Linked DNA regions of Homo sapiens: region 2 is linked to region 1. A link is a loop called in an ENCODE intact Hi-C map of the cell type or tissue named here. Cell type or tissue: A673. All regions are shown on one strand. Each heading gives the region's core, and the rest is flanking DNA. Links, peaks and the distances in the headings are about the cores only.

Evidence for each region. Hi-C counts contacts between places; a loop is a spot of excess contacts. Peaks named below come from ENCODE experiments on the same cell type or tissue, not always from the same donor. Only the 100,000 strongest peaks of a DNase experiment are listed, where the experiment ranks them.
Region 2: it touches region 1 in a loop (4-fold over the local background); 2 of 110 quality-filtered maps call a loop at or near these places.

Annotation. Positions count from the first base shown.
Region 1 is chr18:76,394,655-76,403,390 of GRCh38, reverse strand. All of the region lies in intron 3 of ZNF516 (zinc finger protein 516), which reads left to right. Among named protein-coding and RNA genes, the nearest start is that of ZNF516-AS1, 93 kb to the left of the region's middle. In A673, for the core only: a CTCF peak has its summit at 4,303 (motif pointing left); a DNase peak (open chromatin) is centred at 4,270.
Region 2 is chr18:76,982,387-76,987,470 of GRCh38, reverse strand. It overlaps MBP (myelin basic protein), which reads left to right. Exons shown (of 9, transcript NM_001025101.2): 8 at 2,577-2,696. It overlaps MBP-AS1 (MBP antisense RNA 1), which reads right to left. Exons shown (of 3, transcript XR_935667.3): 3 at 3,319-3,744. Among named protein-coding and RNA genes, the nearest start is that of MBP-AS1, 4.5 kb to the right of the region's middle. RefSeq lists enhancers at 3,840-3,929, 3,729-4,578. In A673, for the core only: a CTCF peak has its summit at 3,974 (motif pointing right); a DNase peak (open chromatin) is centred at 4,010.

The sequences.
Region 1 (8,736 bases), core at 3,142-5,641:
ATGACCACATGCTTGTGCTTTGTATGTGTACCTGTGTTGGTGTGCGTTGCAGCGTGCCTGTGTGTGTGGCTTCTCATCTGACTGCATGTGTATGAGAAGAGATGAACCAGGTCAGGCAGACAGGTGCAGGCAGCCCTGGGCAAGGGAAGTGTCTTAACGGGTGCACCAGTATAGTACTGTTGTATGGACTTCCAGGTGGATTTGAATAGTTTAAGCAGTTGTGTTTTATTCCTATGTATAGTAAACGCAGGGTAGATAAACATGGGTAATTACAGAGAAATAGTCATAGCCATTGATGATAATGGAAATGACAGTAGTGCCAGGCGCCTTTGGTGGTTTCTGGCCTGGTGGCAGGCAGGTGGCTCAGCAGCAACTGGGAAGGTGCGCAGGTGAGCACAGTCTCCCTTTGCAGGTGGCTTCTGGCTCTCAGCCCTGTAGCTTCGACTAGCTTCGACTCTGTGGCACAACCAGTGGATCACTTGTTGTCCTGCGAGCGCAGACAGCAGCTGCCAGCATGGGAACACGGAGGGCATCAGTTCATCACTTGTGGTCCTGCGAGCGCAGACGGCAGCTGCCAGTGTGGGAACACGGAGGGCATCAGCTCAAGCTGATAGAAGCGCAGCGGCCCGATGGAGCTCGCTTCTAGTTCAGAGAGGAGAAATCACGTGAGAGTCAGACCTGTCAAGTCATCGCTGATCTGAAGTTCGTTTAAGGAGCGGAGTTTAGTCGTTCAGATCTGTTGCGACTCTTCAGATCACTTCCCGTTTTGCAATCACGACTGTCCGTGAGTGCCCGAGTGTAAGTTGTGTTCTTGGAGAAGCAACGTCTTCCTCTGTCCCCCGCAGGGGCCTCAGACAGCCTGGGTCCCTGAGGGGCCACTTGGTCCATGGTCTGTCCTGTCACGTGGGTGGCAGAGGGGGTCACAGGTCACACAGGTCCGGGTTCTCAGCTGTGGGACGCCTGTAGCTTGGATGAAAGGAAATGTCCTCGGACCTAGGCATCTTAGGATGGTAAAGCTGAAGGGGCCTGTGGGACCCTTCCTGTCCTCTGGGTGGTGGCTCTGGGAGGTTACGGGAGGGCACCCTTTCTTCAGGTTTACTCTCGACTTCTCTGGAGGCAGCTGCGCGGGACAGCCCAGTGTGTGCCTCGTTCACTGCTGAACTCAGCAAGAGGGATTGTTGTGGCCACTGGCGGGATTTGTATTCACAGAGTAAATGAATTCATTGGTGTTGACCGAGGCGATGTCTTCAGCAAATAGAAGGCGCGGGGCTAAGGCTTGTGCATATACAATTTCTTTTCAGAGAAGCCCTCCCCTCCCTGTGGGATGCAGAGACCACTGGTCACGTTCACGTGCACACATGCGCGCACGTGTACACACAAACGTGTACACACGCGCGTACACACATGCACATAGGCACGCACATGCATGTGCAGTCATTCTGTGGAAATTGTTTATGCAGAGTTGGCACTCAAACAATACTGGTTTTCCCTGTCCCTCTTGAGAGCCTATAAACAGTAGTGGAGGGGTGCGGCGCGGGGGTGTGGTTGGTGGAGAGATGGAGCGCGGGGGTGTGGTTGGTGGTGGAGGGGTGCGGCGCGGGGGTGTGGTTGGTGGAGAGATGGAGCGCGGGGGTGTGGTTGGTGGTGGAGAGATGCGGCGCGGGGGTGTGGTTGGCTCTGAGAGCCCCGGGAAGGAACTGACTGGGAGGCCGGTTGTGCTCCGGGCTCACCTTGCCCCAGGAGTGCCGTCGGTCTGTCCAGGGGCCACATAGGGGCCCATGCGGGCTCTGCCAGCAGCTGCAGGGCGTTTCGGAGATGGCCTCGGAGAAGCCCGTGGGCGGAGAGGGACGGACTTAGGCTTGGCCTCTTGTGACCAGCTTTTTGATGTAGTACTTGATGGAAAACAGCTTACTTAGCTTTCAAAATTTTGAATTCATAGATCCAGGGCTCCAGCTTGGTCAACGAGCTCCTGCGAAACAGTTGCAGAGATATTATTTTGTAACTCCTTCTCAAAATAGAAATATGACTGAGTGGTTGAGAAGATAAATGCAGTAATTAGGGCTTTCCAGAGATTTGTCTGAGGCATTGTTCAATTGGGGCTTGAAATTCTTTTTTTTGGTTCACAAAAAAAAAAAAAAAAAAGATAAATTGAAGGTGAACTATAAGAACAAAACTTAACCCATTTATGCCGGAGGTTGCAAATTTCTTTTTTTAGTGAAAAATCAGACCTTGGTGACAACCTTGAGCAGTAGGATATAAATAACTCCCATGAGCTTAGCGTTCCAATAATGGAACACTAGGCATAAATGGGTTAAGATGTACAGGAAAGGAAAATACAGTTATTTCCTCTTTTTAAAAATAGGAGAGAAGAGGAAAACGAAGGAATGAAGTCTGAAGGAGAAATGTATATATATATATATTGTGTTTACATCATTTTAATGGACACTATAATTACAACCCTTTTGTTACAACTTACAGTGTGATTAAGGAAGCCTGCCTGAGATATTTCAGGAACAATATAGTGTTGTGATTTGGGGAGAGTTGCTGAAATTTTTAAGTAAAATGTCAGATCTTTTCCTTAGGTATCCATGGTGGACTGGAACTTCTGAGACTCAATATTTATATTACATAATAGTTTGAACTCTGCATGTGGGAGCTGTAGAAAACCTACATGTTTCACATTTGTTTATATATGTGTAACCATAACATGCTTTAGTTTTGCCTGGCTTTCTGTGTGGACAAGCTTCCTAACCAGACAGGCCGTGCCTACGTAGTTTGATTCCATTTGGTCACCCCTCTCTGCTTATAGCTTTATAATCCACACTCAACCAAGTACGGGGTCAGTACCAGCCAGGTTGTGAATTCATCAGAACGATAAGAGTAAGAATGTCTAATGGGGAAAGCTGGGATGTTTATTTGTTTATTTAGTGTCCTAAAATAATGAAGTTTTAACTTTCTGGGCGTTTAGGTAGCAAATCCTACCAAGTGCTCAGAAATAGCTGTTTCTCAAATTATTCAGTCCGTCTTACCAGAAGACACACATCACAGTACCCAAAGAATGACAATAATTGTAACATAAACCTCTGTGAAAGGACTTAGAAAATTGTGTCGTGAACACCGTGAGCCTCGCCTGCTCCTGTGTTCATCTCTGGCCTAGGCTCAGACCTGGGGGTTGTCTTTTTCCCTCTCTGGCTTCTGCCCCAAGTCGGCCTCTTGGGAAATTGTCCCTCCATCTGTCTCCCCTTCCAGTTGCTCACTCTGAATTTCCAGCCCTTTCACACCCTCCTGCCTGAGTTTGCTAAAGTGGGGGCGTGTGCAGGAAGGGCCACTTTCAGAAGGGCTGCTGCCCTTGGGCAGGGCTGATTGCTCTGCGGTGATGGTCTGCTCATCCCACGGTGGGAGAGGCACATCCTTACCCTTGAAACCACCCCACTGGGAGACCAAACTAGGCCAAAGAGCCAGGTATCTTAGCAGTTTCCATTTCATCCACATGTCACTCACAATCTTAAGTGATTATTGCTGGTTCCAAGCAGAAACATGGTGAGGGCTGGTGGCTGGGTCTCCTCCTGCAGGTGGTGACCACCTGGGACCGGTATTGAATGGACGATGTCACCCAGAGCTATGTTCAAGGGATGAGAGTGTTTCCCGACTTATACAGTATCAGGGGGGCCCTGGGGCTAGAAGTCAGACCTGTGGACCTCGAGTCTAGAGGTGACAGAAGACAACTTAGGTGCTGTTTTCCTGAACCTCCTCTCTAGCGCTTAGAACGCACCCAGGCTTTCGCTGAGATGAGCTGCCTTGAAGCCAGCATGGAGAGCATTTTCAAGTCAGTTACTAAATGACTAACATACTTTAAGTCAATTGCTAACTCATTACATTTGAGTAAGTTTTTGCAAGGTTGGACATTTTTGAAGTTGGATATGCTGACTATATATATAATCCCCCACATGTAATGTTCATGGACATAGTTTGCTTAATTCCGTCTATGCCAAAATGCAAATATATTATTAATTTAAAGCCCTCTGCATTTTTAGCCTCTGAAAATATTGTTGAAGGTGCAAACTGAAATGTAAGATGCAGATCAAAAGGATGCATTGCTATACTGACAGTGCTGTGCTTCATAAGACATGTGCATTTTGCATTTGTCCTGATGATCTTTTAAGGCAAGCTCTTGGTGTAAGTCTTTTGCAGATAAATGCCTGTTGTTGAAAAGTGGATGGCTCTTCCATGTACGGGGACCACACGCGTAGCACCAGCACCAGGAGGGAGTCGGGCTATAGCTTGGGCGCAGGTGCCATCTAGTGGTAGCTTCCATGCATTGCGCGGGCTGCCAGGATGCCTCGGGGAAATCCGCCTTCCTCTGTCACGGAGGACAGAGACCGCTTGTGTTATGAAATGGCCTTTGTTCCGTAAGTCAGACACATGCCTGATTTTAAATCTGAAGACTCTACTAATAAGTGATCCTGATTTTTTTTTTTAAAGACTCATTACAGTTTCTTTGTAAAAGACACGGAATTTGGATTCTGTGTTTTTGGACATTTATGCATCGCAATAGAAAAAGTTGTAGAAAGCCATGCAGGTGCTAGCTAGTTTGTGTGTATATTAGTTGGCTTTAAGTCGGAGAAGTGTACAGTGTTATTTCTCTTCCTGAGACTTACTCCCTCCTATGCCTCTTAAAACACTTTGTGTAGGAGAAAACACACAAGTGGTTTAATTGTATTCTTTGTGACTCCTGTTGGAAGATTCCAGGCCCCCATTCCTTCAGAAAGGCCCCCATTCCTTCATAACTAGTGTTATGGGCCTGGCTTTCCTGCTCTCCTCCTTACTCTAAGCTTCCTTATTTTCATTCTAACATCTACCAGCGGCGTCAGCACCTTCTTCCCGACAGTCCCCGCCACCATTCTTGATAAGACTTCATGTACGGCCTTTGTGCTAGCTGGCATCTGCTTCAGACAGCTGCGTCATACAAGGAAAGATTCGTGTTAGCTAATTATTTTTTGCCAACTTGGATAAATTTGTAAGTGGAAATCTTCATTGCTCTCTGATTAAAGTATGGTTTGCCATGTTTTAAAAAATAATAAAAGAATATATTGATTGTATTTTCTCCAGTGGATGTGTTTTGGTTGGCTGTTAGGATCTGGGGACGAAGGAAGGTGTGTAAGGTGTAGAGTAGCCGTGAAAGCCAACTTGAATTCGATTCACTTCAGCATTTGATTCACAACAGAAAAACCAAACCTGAGCGACGCTTCTTTATGGTTGAGTCAATAGGAAGCAGTTAGTAAATTCCAGGTTTCTGGAACCTGATTATGTTTTATGCCGGATAAACTGCTGTTTAACCGAAAGCTGTCATGGAAGCTAGAGGTATTTGATTAACCTTTAAGTTGTTGATTCTGTACTCACTGATTTAAAAAGTAACACGAATAATTTGTCTAGTCAGAAATTCTATATTTAATTTGGGACTGTTTTTGTTCGGACATCAAAATACAGCTTCCAAGGCTGGGGGCGCAGTGGCTCATGTCTGTAATCCTAGCACTTGGAGATGCCAGGGAGGATCACTTGAGCCCAGGAATTTCAGAACAGCCTGGCAACAGAGTGAGACCCATCTCTACAAAAAGTTTTTAAAAAAGTAGCCAAGCATGGTAGCACACGCCTGTAGAGCCAGCTACTCAGGAGGTTGAGGTGGGAGGAGGGCTTGAACCTGGGAGGTTGAGGCTGCAGTGAGCTGTGATTGCACCAGTGCACTCCAGCCCGGGTGACAGAGCAAGACCTTGTCTCAAAAATAAAATATCGTGTCCAGAGTACTAAGATATTTATGTAATTTTCTGTTAACACAGATAACATACTTTCGCAAGTTGTTTATGTTAGTAGATTATCACTTAAAATGAAAACGTGTACTCAGTCATCCAGAAAAAGTAGAATAAACATCTTGGGGTATAATTTATCAAAATTTTATAATACCATTCAGTTCCATGTTGCTCTAGTCCTGGCATTTTCTTGTCATTCAGATTTTTTTTTCTTTTTTTTTGTAGTTCACATTGTATGTGTCATGATAAGAATCATTCTTGAAGACATTTCTTTAGAAGAAACTTTTCTGGCCATAGGACTGAGCTGGACGATTGGCAGCAGCGTTTATTATTCTGTATGAAAGCCCAGGGCTGCCCTTTGATGAGAATGAGGGCAAGACCCACGCTGTCACTTTCCTACTCCATGGCCTTGGTGTTTGGGGCTTGGGTCTCCCCGACTCGGTGCCTCTGGAGGGGCTTGTGGCTTCCTGATGGGCTGCACCTGCTTCTGAACTGCGTAGCCTCTGAAAGCAATTATGTGTCCCCCGGCTTTTCTGTGCTCCTTGTGTCCCTCTGAAGCACTGAGTCTGTCTGGGTTATTTTTTTGTGTTTCAGGAGGAGAACTTCCAGATCACACCAGCCTGTGGCAGTGGTTTTCAGCATTTCTTTGGCTCCCCTTGCACAGGCAGCTTATGTCTTGTTTTTTCATGGAAAAGCCCCCGTGGATATTATAGCTACAACTTTTCCTCGTGCATTTTCTACATCATATCCAAAAACATCGTCTGACAGCGGTGCTCCGGCCTCTCACTCTCAGTGGAATGGCCTCTCTTCTCCACAGTTTGGAGAACCACTCTGCCTGCTGCCAAGATCCTTTCAGCTTGAATATCTTTCCAGGGGCTGTTTTTCCCCCCAGATGTCTATGTAGTTTTGTCTTAGTCTCTGGCATTTTGATTGTCTTAGAAATTCAAATTGTGATGAAATCTGGACGCCTGATTTCATCAAGTTTCCCCCTTTCAGGACAGGTTAAAAGTGATAGATGGATCTTCTTCTGAGCAACACTGTTGATGACTGTGATGTTCTTGCTGTCAAATCCAGTTTTTTGTTAACTAGTCATGTCTGTTATAAAAGTTACTACAGATTCACAAATATTAAAAGTAAATGCTGAAATCTTGAAATGATTTTGAATGCAGTGGCCCTGAGTTCTGAGACAGCGTCGGGCTCCTGGCACTGGGCATTTTCACCTTGGGAAGAGGGTGACCCTGCGCGCCATATATGGTTGAAATCCTCAGTGTCATTTGGATAGAGGCTGTTTGCTTTTATATCACAAATACCTATTTGTTCCCCATGCCCATACACTTGTATGGGGCTAGTTTCATAGATTTTTCTTTTTAAATAAGAGGGAACATCTAAGAAGAAGAAAGTGAAGGAGGGGTGTGACCATCTCCTAATCACAGCTACTGGGGATGGGAGAACCAGTGACCTGAATATCCTATTTGCTGTCAGCCCTGAGCACCATCTACCATTCGAGGCCATCACCTCAAATATTCCATCTGGCTTTTAATTAAGAGAATGGGCTGCTAATGAAATCTCATACTTCAGGTTGTACGTGGATCACCTTCTGGGTCAGGAGCGTGGATGCTGGGAAGAAGGCAGGGCTTCCTCTTTCACTTGCAGCTTTGCGCACTTCCGGACGGTGAAGCTCGCGGTGTGGGGAGCTGGACGAGGAGCGGGGTCCTGTCCCTGAAACACTTGGCTCCTGCAGGGCGGCTGGCCCACCCTCACGGCCGGCTGCAGTGTGACCAGGGTGGTGACGTCATTTGGGAAGTGCTTTATCTTACCGTCATTTGGAGTTTCATTTCCTCGGCACGTGCTGGTGCGTCTTGTTTTGGAGAGAGACTCCCTCATCTAGAATGCGTGGCCTCCAGCCTGTCCGTGGTCACTGACTCCAGTGACTGTAGCTCTGGGATGTCCACCTCAGCACCCACTCGAGGTTGGTAACTGGGTTAAGAGCTGTGCTCTGTGCTGCCAGAATTCCGTACCTGCCCCTGAGGCTGCCTGTGCTTAACGTTACTGTTCTTATTTGCAGGTCCTTAAGAGATACCTGCTGAATTAACGAATTCATCTTGCGCTTCATGCTTTTTAGCAGTTTCCTGTGCACTGTCTCATTGCATGTGAGTCTTGGATATTAAATGACTCCTACTCACCTCATTCATCCCATAAATGCATATTTGTTGATGGTCTCTCTCCCAGGAGCCAGATGCGCTAGATAGTGGCGATAAAGCTGTGAAACAAGGTTTGCTTTCTTGGTGTCTGGGAGATGCTCGTTTAGGACGGGGTGCAGCCTTGTGAATTGCGGGGGAAACAGCGAGCGCAGAGGCCCTGCGGCAGCAGGAGTGCCTGTGTGGGAAACCCACTCTGCTGGGTTAGGGCCAAAATTCCCTTTCTTGTGTTTAACATTTGTTCCCTTACAACCTAAAAACATGGCATGCAGGCATGCAGGCTTTGTCTGTGACTTTGCTCCATCCGTTTCCAATATTCCTGCCTGGCCTGAGATGACCAAATGCTCACTCATGTGTTTAGTTAGAGCAGAAGGAGTTGGAATCGGGACTGAGTTTGAAAAATGCAGACCTGGGATATCATCCGGTTCTTCCAGTCAACCGTGGTTCAGTCAGAAAGGGCGTGTGTGGTGATTGGGCAATGAATGAGTTTCTGTGTGTGGACAGCACTCTCCTGGAGGCTGTGTTCTGACCTGCCTTCCCACCTGCCCTCCCCCCACCTGACCACCCGCCTTCCCCCCACCTGACCACCCGCCCTGCCCCCACCTGACCACCTGCCTTCCCCCCACCTGACCACCTGCCCTCCCCCCACCTGACCACCCGCCCTGCCCCCACCTGACCACCTGCCTTCCCCCCACCTGACCACCTGCCTTCCCCCCACCTGACCACCTGCCTTC
Region 2 (5,084 bases), core at 2,503-5,002, 580 kb before region 1:
AGGATCCCAGATCAGTCCCACACATGATTACACTGAATTATGAACTAAGATATTTACCGAAACGTTTTCCATTAATGCATATTTGACTTGCTTTTTCTGACCTAATGAATTTGCAAAACGATGACAATCATGTAGCAAATGTACATGGACTAGTACTCACAATTAATTTTTTATTTTCTATGCCAGCAGGAGACAAAGATGATAGAAGAATGAAATTCATTTTTGACCCAGAAATCTTATTTTAGCTACTGCTTTATCTGCTCTTAATTTTCTAGGAGTGGACTTTGGGGCCGTCGTGCCGGATCCTCCCTGAATGTGGAGCGATGGGGGGTTGCACACAGGCCGTTCTGCCCCAGCAGCTAACAAGAAAGACCCTTGCATTCCTCCCTGCATCTCTCCCTTTTGGGTCCTACTAATGTCTGTTGAATTTCTCTTTTTTCCAAAGCAAAATCCTTCTCTGCATTTTGTCTGCTTGTCTGTTTCCCAGAGCCGCAGGACTCTCTCCTTGTCTGGAGTTCCAGAGAGCCCCCACTTTCTCTTTCTAAGCTGTGTTGTGTGTTTCCTGGTACATTCTAGGTTCCCCAAAGATAAACATGACTAAGGATTGGAAAGGAGGAAAGGCCGCGCAGATTGTTAATCTGAAAGTCAATCCCCGGATTTAGCTCTCAAAAATGCTTTATTTTTGGAGAAAAGCAATAGAGTAAGACAGAAGGACTTAACGCTTGCAGGGAAGTGGCTTTCTGCCATGTAGAGCCAGGCTGGCAACCTGCCCTCTGCCATCAGGGAGTGAGCATGAACCTGGAAACCTCTAGGACGCAAGAGCGAGGCTGGCTGTCCCCTCGTGTGCAGTGCTTAGACCTTCTTGCCACACATCCCGTCCCTCACCTCACTGGATAGCCCCCGAATCAACTGTTCACACGAAAGCAGCTGCCTGGTTCTGAGTGGCCATGCTCACTCCCAAGCACAGGCTGAATGAAAAGAAAACTGTGCAAGTAGCTTGTATGGTGGGAAGCCCCCAGCAGAGGCTGAGGGTGCAGCCAGGTGCTCTGGAAGCCTTGAGGCCTCTGGTGTCATCTTCCTCACCTCTAAATAAGAGATGGGCTAGGTTGGTCAAGGTCCTCCCTGTCCTAAAACACTTTAATGAAATGGAAGAAAGGCTGCAGGCTGATAGAGGAGGGACAGTCTGGTTTGGTTCCCTCAAGTCTTCAGGAGAGGGCTCAAGGACAGTCTCCCATTTCTTGTTGGCAAAATGTAAAGTGCAGTCTGGACCCTGTCCATTGAGTAGAGACTCAGGAGGCCAACCAAGATCCCTGAAAAGCTAACAGCGTGGTCAGCCTTCCCACAGACAGTGCACCCACCGTGGGAGGACACTTCGCCCCCCATTGTTAACGTCCACCGCGCCCAGACTCCCACAGCGAGCTCCTTCCCTTCCTCCCCATGTTTGCAGTGGAGTTCCCACTCGAGAAGACAGCACAGTAGCAAGTAGAGGCTGGTCCTGGGACACTCGCACCCATGTGTGTCAGGAAGCCCCTGCGGTCACACGGCCCATGAGGAAGCCAGAGGGGCTGCTGGGGCTGATGAGGCCAGGGCAGGGCGGCCTGCTCTTCCATAAATGACAGCTGGCACCAAAGCCCAGAGCTGGCAGCCTCCACCTGAGGAGTGGCATCTCCATGAACGGCTTGTGTTCTCGCACAGCCCCATTGCGTAGATGAGGAAACTGAAGCTCAGAGAGGTTCCTGCCCTTGCCCAAGGCCACACAGCCGGATGAGCTAGAAAGGTGCTAGGGGACTGGGAGGTGGGGGAGCTGAGACGCTGTCCCGCTGCTGCCAGGATGCGGCCGCCCCCCGTGCCAGCCAGGCCTGCCTCCTCCCTCTGTCCGGCTCAGCAGCCCCGGCCTCCTGTTGCTCCCAGTCCGAGCTATGGCCAAGGGAGACTGATTCCTGCTCACCCTGGGAGAGAGCTCAGGATTTTGTCTCAAAACCTTATAAAAGATACGAGGCTCGACATTTTACTAAGGCCGAGGACTCTTGATCTCCCAGACAGATCCTAGAACCACAGGGCACATGTGACCAGAATCCAATCTGTGCAAATCAATCAGCAAAAGGAGCCCCCAGCAAAGGCGCAGGCCGGGGCCTCCGGGGACCGGCACCTACACAGCGCACAGCCCCCCAGGGTCCGAGTCCTCCAAACCCGTGTAGGCAGGAGCCTCCTTACCTTGATTTGCTTGATGTTTGCTAATCTTCTCTTGAACACCCCACAGCGTGAAGGTAAGCAACTGTTCCCTAAACGACTTAGATCCTTAAAATATGTGTGGTTGGGCCGCATATCTCATGAGAGAGCCTCCGCCCAAACCAGAGCCCTCCTCTCTCTGCGGCCAACACCCTGGTAGACCTGGGGGAGCAGCCTCTCCCGCCCCCACCCCCTCAGCGTGGTGCTGGCCCGTGGCTCCTGAACCACTCACCAGTCCAGTCCGGGGCCTGGGCCCTTCCCCGGGGCCCTGGTGGCAGCTCCCAGTGGCTCAAGCAGCGTGCCCAGCACCGCGGGTGGAGGTTGAGCTCCGTGGTCTTCTCTTGCAGGGGGCCGAAGGCCAGAGACCAGGATTTGGCTACGGAGGCAGAGCGTCCGACTATAAATCGGCTCACAAGGGATTCAAGGGAGTCGATGCCCAGGGCACGCTTTCCAAAATTTTTAAGCTGGTAAGGTACCCTCTGCTCAGCTCCACTGAGCGGGGACTAAGGGCTCCCAGAATCCCCAACTAAGCTGAGTACAAGGGTGGCTGCCGCCTCTGGCTCAGCCGCACTGTACCCTGGACGTGCTCTGTCCCAGCAGGCGTGCAGGGGCTCAGGTGGCATTGCCCACCCGCATTTACGCGTGGATTTCCTCCGAGATGCATGTGAAGCCGGAGGTGCTTGAGGAAGGGCTGCGCCTGGGCTGGTTCAGGGGCCCTGGAGCAGGCGACTGACCTTGACTCTGGGGCAGGGCCCAGCTGGAGTCCAACTTGCTCATGCCCAGGGGTTGGGGCCCTCAGGGAGCTAAAGCAGGAGTCAAGCAGACGTGGGTGTCGGGGGGAGATCCCTGGAGCCACGGGAGGGAATGCCCAGGAGACCTCCAGGGAGTGGGGAGTGTCCCGTCGGCTCATGAGGACCTGGAACCAGACCCAGGACGAATGCCAGGCCCGCTGTTTATAAGCTCTGTCTCTGAGACTTGGTTTTCTCATCTGTAAAATGGAGGTAACCCGCCCACTCAGCTCACAAAATCGCTGTGAAAGTAAAAGGTAGTGACAAACACAAAACGCGGCTGGCAGGTGCGCGGCTCGGATTCCTTAGATAAGCAGTCACCTTTATTATTGTTAAACGTCACCCAGAAAACCCTTAACTCTTAGACAGCGGCTCTCATTAAGCAAAAGGGGAGGCACATGAAGCTCCAGGCAGGGCCGGGAGGGAACCGTGAAGCCAAAGGCTCTGGGAGCCCCCAGGCACCTGCGTTTGCATTTTCATCCTGGAGGAGACCAGGCTTCTGGGGCTGCTCCCCGGGGTGCAGAGAGGAGGGGTCTTTCTTGGTGTGTAACATACTCATTGATTCAGTCACCTGACCTTTGACTCCATGTATTTTGTTGAGTCTGGATGTGTGGTGTGCTCTGCCCAGCAGCGGGGATCCACATGAGCACAGACATGGTCCCCCCGCGTCCTTGGTGAGTGCAGAACCTCTGCCGTGAGCCTCGATTCTGGGAGGTTCTGGGAGGTTCTGTGGACAACAGGCAATTCAGGGCACAGCCCCTGCTCTTAAGGATAGCCGGTCTTAGGAGAAGCTTTTAATATGTGAAGTGAGCAGGGAGTAACTGAGCTGCTAAGTAAGCAGCTTTATGTCAGATGAAGTGGTAGGCAGGATCCACTCCTCAACGTAAATTCTGAGTTAAGAAAAAAATTCTCCAAATATTCAAGTCTCAGGGCCATCATGCTGTACATTGCCGCAGTTCTGGGATGTGGCCACAAGAGGGCGGAGATGAGGCTCCCCGGGGAGCAGTGTCTGAACCCAGCACTGCAGTCAGGACGGCCCCGCCCCACCTGGCCAGCACGTCACCTGCCTCTGAATCGCCTGGGATGCACGCCCAGACCCCTATCTGCGCTCCGCCACAGCCTCACTGAGTCAGAATGTCCAAGGGCGAACTAGGTGTTGCTAGTTGTGATGATTTTGCAGACACCGTGCTCACCTGGGAAACACGGATTCATCCCATCTGGAAAACTAATTACTCCACTACCAGCTTAAGGACTGTTAGACACACCGGGAGAGCTGAGTGCTGGCTCAGAGTTGATGGGAGGGCCCAGATGAGTGAGGGGCCCCATTTAGCAAATATTGTCCTTGCAATATATGCAAGGCTTACAACCAGTCACTCAAAGATGCTTGCAAGGCCAGAGCTTACCAAGACCACCCTGAGGAACAGAAAGCTGCATTTAGATCTGCACATTTACTGTGTGCAAATATAACCAGTGTACTATACACATGTGTTTCCTGAAATAAGTTCAGTATTTTCCCTGAACTTTTTTGTAAGAAGCTTTTAAAAATTATTTAATTTCTGTAGAGTTCAAGGGAAGCTTCTATGTATCAAAGCAAATTTCAAATCATATGGTTGTAATTAAATTTTACTGCATAAAAAGTTCATAACTGGCCTACTATGGCCATATGGCTGAATTAGTTGACTTGGAGCACTTCCAATAGATTAATAAATCAGCTCCCCCAGAAATGAGGGGGTCTAGAGGCAGGCAGATGGAGAGGACAGGGACTTCATAGCATTTAACATCATTTTACCATCTTTCCTTCCTGTTCTTTTTGGTGCTGTTGGAAATCAGTAGTGAGAGGAAAACACTCAAATCTGGAAGTCTAGCGCTGTCGGTAGGAACTGGGTAGAAAAAACTATGCATGTCCCCCCATCACTCGGAAACTACATCAGAACATCATAGGAGCATCCTGTTTCCATGTGCATTAGTTTCCACGAACATACATGTGAATGTTTTCCCACCTGTAGTGTTGCTGTGGAGTTGTGAGATGTCAAAGTGGAGGCAAGAGTATCTGCCTTTTGCAGTAGG